Regions from separate parts of the Homo sapiens genome. Here region 1 is linked to region 2. Evidence: chromatin contacts called from ENCODE Hi-C or POLR2A ChIA-PET data. All regions are on one chromosome and are shown on one strand. Each heading gives the region's core, a stretch centred on a gene start or an enhancer-like site at or near the end of the contact. The rest is flanking DNA. Distances are from core to core; before and after follow the strand shown. Region 1 overlaps XYLT1 (xylosyltransferase 1). Region 2 has its middle 480 kb from the start of XYLT1.

Region 1 (3,653 bases), core at 164-2,663, 160 kb after region 2:
CCCACTTATAAAGGACCCAAAAGAATCCCCCATGTCCTGGTGGCACATAAACACACTTTGCAAAATGCTGACCCTAGGAAGTAGGGGAAGGACCTACCCTCACCCATGCAAAAAGATAATTCTATTTACATTCAGCAGGATTTTCTTTCATCTGCACACCTCGAGAGCGTAAACCTGCAGGTCCTCTCAAATGCAGTCACTATGGAGTAATAAAAGAACACAGGCCTTAAAGTCAGACGGAACCAGGTTCCATCTCAGCTCTGTCGTTCACTAGCTGTAGGGCCTTGAGTAAGGTAAAGCGACTCTCAAACCTCAGCTGTATTCATTTCTGAAATGGGGTAACACCTGCTAAATGAAGGTGAAATGAGAAAATGTCCTGGAATGCGCCCAGCGTGGGGCCTTCCTGTGGCCAGTGAGGATGCTCCATCTCCCCAATACCATGATCATTATTTGAATTTTATAAAGATGGAGAAACAGAGGCATGGCCTGTCGAAGCCATTTGCTGACATCCCATGGCTGTGGTATAGAAGAGCTGGCATTTCGACCCAGGTGGCTGGACTCCAGCATCTATGCTCTGGCACTTCACACACTGTGTCCCAGGGCTAACATGGGGGCCCTGGTGACCCTGGATGAAGTGGAGAAATTAGATCAACCAGGGAAGGAAAAGTCTCAGAAAAACTCCGATTTTCACTTTCCAGCTCCCTGGAAGAGGCCTGTCCCCACACACTGAGACTTGAACAGGTTTCAGAGATTTGAAAAACTTCTCTGATGCTCCCTGAGCCAAGGCCAGGGACTTGTAGGGATGTTTCCAAATACCTGATTATTCAGGCTGAGAGTAAACATGCGGCCACCTGCTTCTGCAAGCCCTGCTGAGGCTGCCTGGGAAAATGACAATTGTGCTACCTGTCTTGCAATGTATCTAGTGACTTTACTTTTGGAGGAAAGCAAGGAGAAACAGTGAACACAACCCTCCCCTTCATTTAATAACAGAAACAATCAGGACCAATTTGGCAGCTATTAGAATACTAGTTTGCCTTTATGCCATCTCTTCACAGTGGGAGCCAGAAGTCCAAATTGGCTGCTAAAGGTTGGAGATGAAGACAGAAGGTCAACATTGCTATTAGGAGCTACGTGGAATTAAAAACCGAGGCACCCCGTGGCCTATTCTGTATTTCACTGCTTGCCTTTGTTCATCCCCATCTCTCTGTCTTTCAAGATCTCTGCCTCTGTCACCTCCTCTTTTACCAGGGCTGGTCTGGACACATGAAATACCAGAATGGGAAGGGAATTTGGAGACTTTCTCATGCAACCCCCTTGTTTTTCAAAGGGAGAAAATGAAGTCAAGAGAAGCAGAGTAGCTGCCTCAAAGTCACCAGTGCATTGGAAGAAAGCAGGCCTAGAACACAGAGAGGCTTCATCACGTGAGAATTATGAGCTTGGACTCTGTGAACACTCACTTGGGTGTGAGTCCTCCCCGCTGCCCTAGTGCTGTGAGTTTGAGCAAGTAACTTCATCTTTTTGAGTCTCAGTTCCCTTATCTATAAAAGGAGGCTAATATATTGCCAATAATCCCCACCCAGTGCCAGAAAATTAAACATACACACAGAAAAACAGAACTAATAGAGAGTCTGGGCCTGATGATATAATTTGCACAGCTTGATTTAGCCATACCTGAAGTCAGCCCTAATGTTTTAGTTACCTGATCTGGTAATGTTCTTTACCCTTAAGCTAGTTTGAGCTGGGTTTCTGTCATTTCCCACCAAAAGAGTTCTCCCTAACACATCACCAGTGAAAGAACTTGAGCAAGCCACGCCCAGCTCTGGTCACTTGGGAGGGACCATGGATGATGGGCTATAGGTAGGCTTATTCGTGCAGCAGGTGAGGCCACAGCTAACAAAGAGGGAAGTGGCCAGTGAATGGGACATTGGCTTGTTTTACTATTAAATTAATGCTGAATCACTGCCCTAACTTCCGGTAAATGAGAAAATCCCAGCTGGGGACTCACACGCAAGAGTTGGAAGTTGTGAGCTATTCTGTCAAGAGGCCTTTGGGTTTTAGGGTCTTGGAGGGAGGTGTAAGAAGCATTTCCTCAGCCTGAGACTTCTTTATGTTGTCCCAAGACATCTGGGTACCACCTGTCAATTACGGATGCACATCAATTATACAAAATGTACTCAGGCACCTAGAGGCAAAATTCAGGCCCATTCTCCATCTATTTCTTTCTCCTACCAGCAACAATTTAGTTCTATGCTTATCATAACAATGACATAATCATCACCATCACCATCATCATAAACATTTACTATGCCAAATGCTGTATATGCAGCATCTCATTTAATCTTCTCAATGAATAAATGAGTATAGGTCTATTAATATTTTCAAATATTATGAAACCAGTTCAGAGAGGTTAAGTCACTCGTCCAATGCAACACAGCTAGAACACAGTAGATCAGAATTCCAAACCAGAAGGTGTAACCTCACAGTCCCTGTTTTTAACTTGTGCTATACTCAGTTCCTAGCACAGTGCCTGACAAATAGTGCTCAGAGAATAAATCCTGACTAGGCTGAAATAGTTAATACTAGGGTGGATGTAATTCACACACAAGTTGATACATTTACAATGGGCTCCTTTCTCGAGACACAACTTTGCACAAATCACCTATTAGCTGCTACCTGGAGAAGAAGAAGGGTTTTTCCTTCTCTACCTGAGGGCGAGGAATACCAATGTCTGAGCCACTTCTGACAATTAACCACCTCCATGGAATCCTTGCCCAGCCCCACTTTGCTCCTGCAGCTATGGGGCCAGAAAAACTTGGGTTCAAATTCTAGCATTTAACCAGCTGTGTGATCTTCAGAAAAATCAGGTAAACTCCAGAAGCTTGACAAATGGGGAGAATAATTCTTACAGCTGCATTGAGTGGCTGTGAAAACAAATATGGATCCTATACAAAAAGGGCCCACTTAGTAGGAACACAATACACAGTGGCCATGATTCTTCTTACTCATCCAGCCAGGCCTCTGTACTCTTAGTGGCCTGAGCGTAGTAAACTAATCTGTGCTAATTTACAGAGCATCTTCAAGTTCGGGTGTTGCAGAAAGAGGCCTCCTTTTTAATGTAAAGAAGGTAGGCTGTGAGTAGGGGCAGGAACAATCCATAAATAGCAGAATGAAATCAAAGTTTCAATTTAGAAAAATGATACAACACAAGGATTCTAGGGTTACTTTTTTTTTTTTTTCTATTTTGAGATGGAGTCTCCCTCTGTCACCCAGGCTGGAGTGCAGTGGTACAATCTCCACTCACTGCAACCTCCGACTCCCAGGATCAAGCGATTCTCCTGCCTCAGCCTCCCAAGTAGCTGGGATTATAGGTGTGCACCACCACACCCGGCTAATTTTTGTATTTTTAGTAGAAATGGGGTTTTACCATGTTGGCCAGGCTGGCCTCGAACTCCAGACCTCAGGTGATCCGCCTGCCTCACCCTCCCAAAGTTCTGGGATTACAGGCCTTGAGTCACGGCACCTGGCCAGATTACTTCTTTAAAGCTCAGGAGACGGAGCTACCTGCTTGCTTTTGTTCCTCCCATGCTGTGGATAACTGGGTAAACTGTCACAGAGCCAGCCAAAATGACACTCCCACCAACAACAGCAGTGAA
Region 2 (3,696 bases), core at 329-2,828:
GGGGCTTTAAAACGGTAAATAAGACTCAAACACTAGCCGGGCACAGTGGCTCACACCTGTAATCCCAGCACTTTGGAAGGCCGAGGCAGGCAGATCATTTGAGGTCAGCAGTTCAAGACTAGCCTGGCCAACATAGCAAAACCCCACCTGTACTAAAAATACAAAAAATTAGCCAGTTGTGGTGGTGCACGCCTAGAATCCCAGCTACTCTGGAGGTTGAGGCAAATCAAACACCTGTGGAACTCACTATGTGCACTGGGCACCATTCTAAGCAGGTTTCAACCATCCGCTCATATAATCCTTACAGCGATCTTATGAAGGAGGGACCAGCATTATCCTTATTTTACAGATGGAGGCGCCAAAGGGGCTAACATGTTTTTCCAAGTCTCCACAATTAACAAGAGACAGAGCCAGGATATCAAATCCAGACAGACTGCCAGAATCCACCCTCTCTACCACTGTACATGATACAGGCTCTCTCTGGGGGACTTACCTAGATGTGTTCATTTGAAGATTCTGGTGACAATTGGATAAACACTTTCCTTATCATTTTAAACCGTTTGAGCTGGGATTTCTGTTATTTGCTGGCAACAGATACAAATGTGAACGGACGTCTGAAGTTGTAAAATTCAAGAGAGAAGGCTGGGCTGGGTTCAATCTAAGGAAAACCTTCACGTTTTACCTCCGGCAATGCATTCTGGGCTATCCTCTTCTCAGTAGTCTTTCATCTTGAAAAGGTTTCCTTGAACTGTAGCCTCTTCTGAAGGACAAAGACATTTAGGGCATGATTTTTTTACAAATTAAATCGAGACTGGGTTCAGTGGTTCACACTTGTGGTCCTAGCACTTTGGGAGGCTGAGATTGAAGGATCCCTTGAGGCCAGGAGTTCGAGACTAGCCTGGGCAGCATAATGAGACCCTGTCTGTACAAAAAATTAAAAATTAGGTGCGGTGGCTCACGCCTGTGATCCCTATTACTTAGGAGGCTAAGGTAGGAGGATCACTTGAGCCCAGGAGTTCACAGCTGCATTGGGCCAGGGTTGAGCCACTGCACTCCAGACTTGGCAACAGAGAGACCCTGTCTTAAATAAAATCCAAAAAAAAGCAACTGCCTACTATGGCGGTAATACCATCCATTCACAGAGTCCTGTCTTCATCTTCCCATCCATACACAGATATGTACTTTTTGTTTTTTTTTTTTTTTTTTTGGAGACAGAGCCTCATTCTGTCACCTAGGCTGGAGTGCAATGGTGTGATCTCAGCTCACTGCAACCTCTAACCTCTGCCTCCCGGGTTCAAGCAATTCTCTTGCCTCAGCCTCCTGAGTAGCTGGGATCACAGGCATGTGCCACCAAGCCCGGCTAATTTTTGTATTTTTAGTAGAGATGGGGTTTCACCATGTTGGTCAGGCTAGTCTCAAACTCCTGACCTTGTGATCTGCTCTCCTTGGCCTCCTGAAGTGCTGGGATTACAAGCGTGAGCCACCGTGCCTGGCCCAGACACGTACATGTTAAGACCCCTGAAACAACTTTATGTACAAGCTAAGTTTGACACGGTGATGGATGTGAAACCTGGCAAGTCTGAAAGGCAGGAAAAGCCAGCAGAGCGGAAACTGCTTGCAGCGTAACAGAAGCAGGAAGCTTGGTCTGCCTGTCTTGGGCATCTCACGCCTCACTTGCCTTGTTGCAAATATCGTAACTCTACCTTGTTCAAGATCCACTAAGACTGATTAAAACCGTTTAAAATGGCTCTTGTTGACAAGATTTACTATAGAACATCTTAATGACTAAACAAAATTATGGTGTAATTTTACTTGATTAAAGACAAAACTAAAACCTGTGCAATCTCCAGTGTATGTGTTAAGATAGCAACTTAAAAACATCTTTAAAGAATTTAGAGCCTGGCTCCTGCTGGAGAGAAATGAAAATGGGAATGTGGGTATTGTTCATGGGTTTCCTTCCCCTTACGGCAGCTTCCTGTGTGGTTTTTGTTTCTTTCATCCCTCCGCTGGCTCTGTGTGCTTTTTTCCAATTGTCTAGAGAGCTAGAAGGTAATGACTGTAAAAAACCAACGCTACTTGCAAGCAGGGTTGTATCTCTAGATGTTCTCTGGACTTCACTCCGTATCTGACTTCTTATATGTGTTTATCAGTCTCCTGTTCAAATTCCTTCTGTGGCTCCAGTCCCAAGCATCCCCTAATATCACAACACAACCTGTTTATAAGATAAAGCTATGAGTTTATTGCTTACTGCAGTAAAAAAAAGGACACCACCTCATGCCTCAGTAGGGATGGTAAGGTCAGATTTTTTTTTTTTTGGGGGGGACGGAGTCTCGCTGTGTTGCCCAGGCTGGAGTGCAGTGGCACAATCTCGGCTCACTGCAAGCTCCGCCTCCCGGGTTCACGCCATTCTCCTGCCTCAGTCTCCGGAGCAGCTGGGACTACAGACGCCCGCCACCATGCCTGGCTAATTTTTTGTATTTTTTAGTAGAGACGGGGTTTCACTGTGTTAGCCAGGATGGTCTCGATCTCCTGACCTTGTGATCTGCCTGCCTTGGCCTCCCAGAGTGCTGGGATTACAGGCGTGAGCCACCGCGCCCGGCCAGGGTGAGAATTTAATGAGAATCGGAAGCTCAACGGAAGACAGGGTCTTCCAAAGTGGGGGCTTGATGAAGGATCAGGTAGAGAGCTTGTCGTAACAACCCAGGATTGGTGCACACACCAAGACGTAGATTTTGAAAAAAGGGATTAAAGATGTTTAGAGTATCAATTATTGATGTATTCCATGGAGGAGCTGATCTTTTGCAGATTCTTAAAATGAACACCAATTCCTCTACCTGGCAGATGACTGATGGAAAAAGAAAGTCGTGCTAATGAAGACAGAGGAATAGCACGAAGTCATGTTCATGTGGACAGAAAAGTGCTGTTTTTTTTTTCTTTTTTTTGAGACGGAGTCTCACTTTGTTGCCCAGGCTGGAGGGCAGTGGCGCGATCTTGGCTCACTGCAAGCTCTTCCTCCTGGGTTCATGCCATTCTCCTGCCTCAGCTTCCCAAGTAGCTGGGACTACAGGTGCCCGCCACCACGCCCAGCTAATTTTTTTGTGTTTTTAGTAGAGATGGGGTTTCACCGTGTTAGCCAGGATGGTCTCGATCTCCTGACCTTGTGATCCGCCTGCCTGGGCCTCCCAAAGTGCTGGGATTACAGGCGTGAGCCACCGCGACCGGCCTAAGAAGGTGCTGTTTTTGTTCTCAGTGTCCAGGCAGAGAGTGAGGCATTAATAGATGGTTTCCATTCTTACTCTCCATGGATGAAGTTGAGGGCGTTGGACGTATTCCCAGGGTCACATGTGATCTGTCCTCTGCCTTTCCATTTCCATCGCGTCTCCATCTCAGCTTGTACTCTGTGATCCAGCTCTACTGACTTGCTTTTAACTTCTTGTTGATTCCCACCCCAGGAGCTTAGCATGGGCTGTAGCTATGCCTGGAATGCCATTTCTCCTTCCTATTATTTGCCTAGCCAACTCTTTTTATATGGCTTAAACGTCACCTCTTCAGGAAAGTCTCACTGATTTCCAATCTAAAGGTTGGTTCCCCCATTCTCAATTCTTTTGAGAGGAAATGAACTGAACCCCTTTCCACATTGCTTATGTTTTCTTCAGAGAACTTATCATAATAGTAACTAAATGGCAATTTTGGAAT

What was found. Hi-C counts contacts between places; a loop is a spot of excess contacts on that map. ChIA-PET counts read pairs that join two places held with the same protein, here RNA polymerase II (POLR2A). Pooled maps may share reads with other maps.
Region 1: a loop to region 2 is called in a map of K562, with 2.4 times the contacts of the local background. The contact joins two enhancer-like sites. A Hi-C loop is called at or near these places in 1 of 168 maps with a recorded cell type or tissue (K562) and 1 of 50 pooled maps. POLR2A ChIA-PET finds 5 or more read pairs at or near these places in 3 of 52 experiments (T-cell, WTC11 and naive thymus-derived CD4-positive, alpha-beta T cell).

What each region holds. Positions count from the first base shown.
Region 1 is chr16:17,153,723-17,157,375 of GRCh38, forward strand. The region is part of intron 6 of XYLT1 (xylosyltransferase 1); the gene reads right to left. Among named protein-coding and RNA genes, the nearest start is that of XYLT1, 320 kb to the right of the region's middle. Within about 2 kb of position 1,414, at least 2 of the 41 ENCODE cell types and tissues checked have a DNase peak (open chromatin) inside an H3K27ac peak, as active enhancers do.
Region 2 is chr16:16,991,558-16,995,253 of GRCh38, forward strand. No RefSeq gene overlaps it. Among named protein-coding and RNA genes, the nearest start is that of XYLT1, 480 kb to the right of the region's middle. Within about 2 kb of position 1,579, at least 3 of the 41 ENCODE cell types and tissues checked have a DNase peak (open chromatin) inside an H3K27ac peak, as active enhancers do.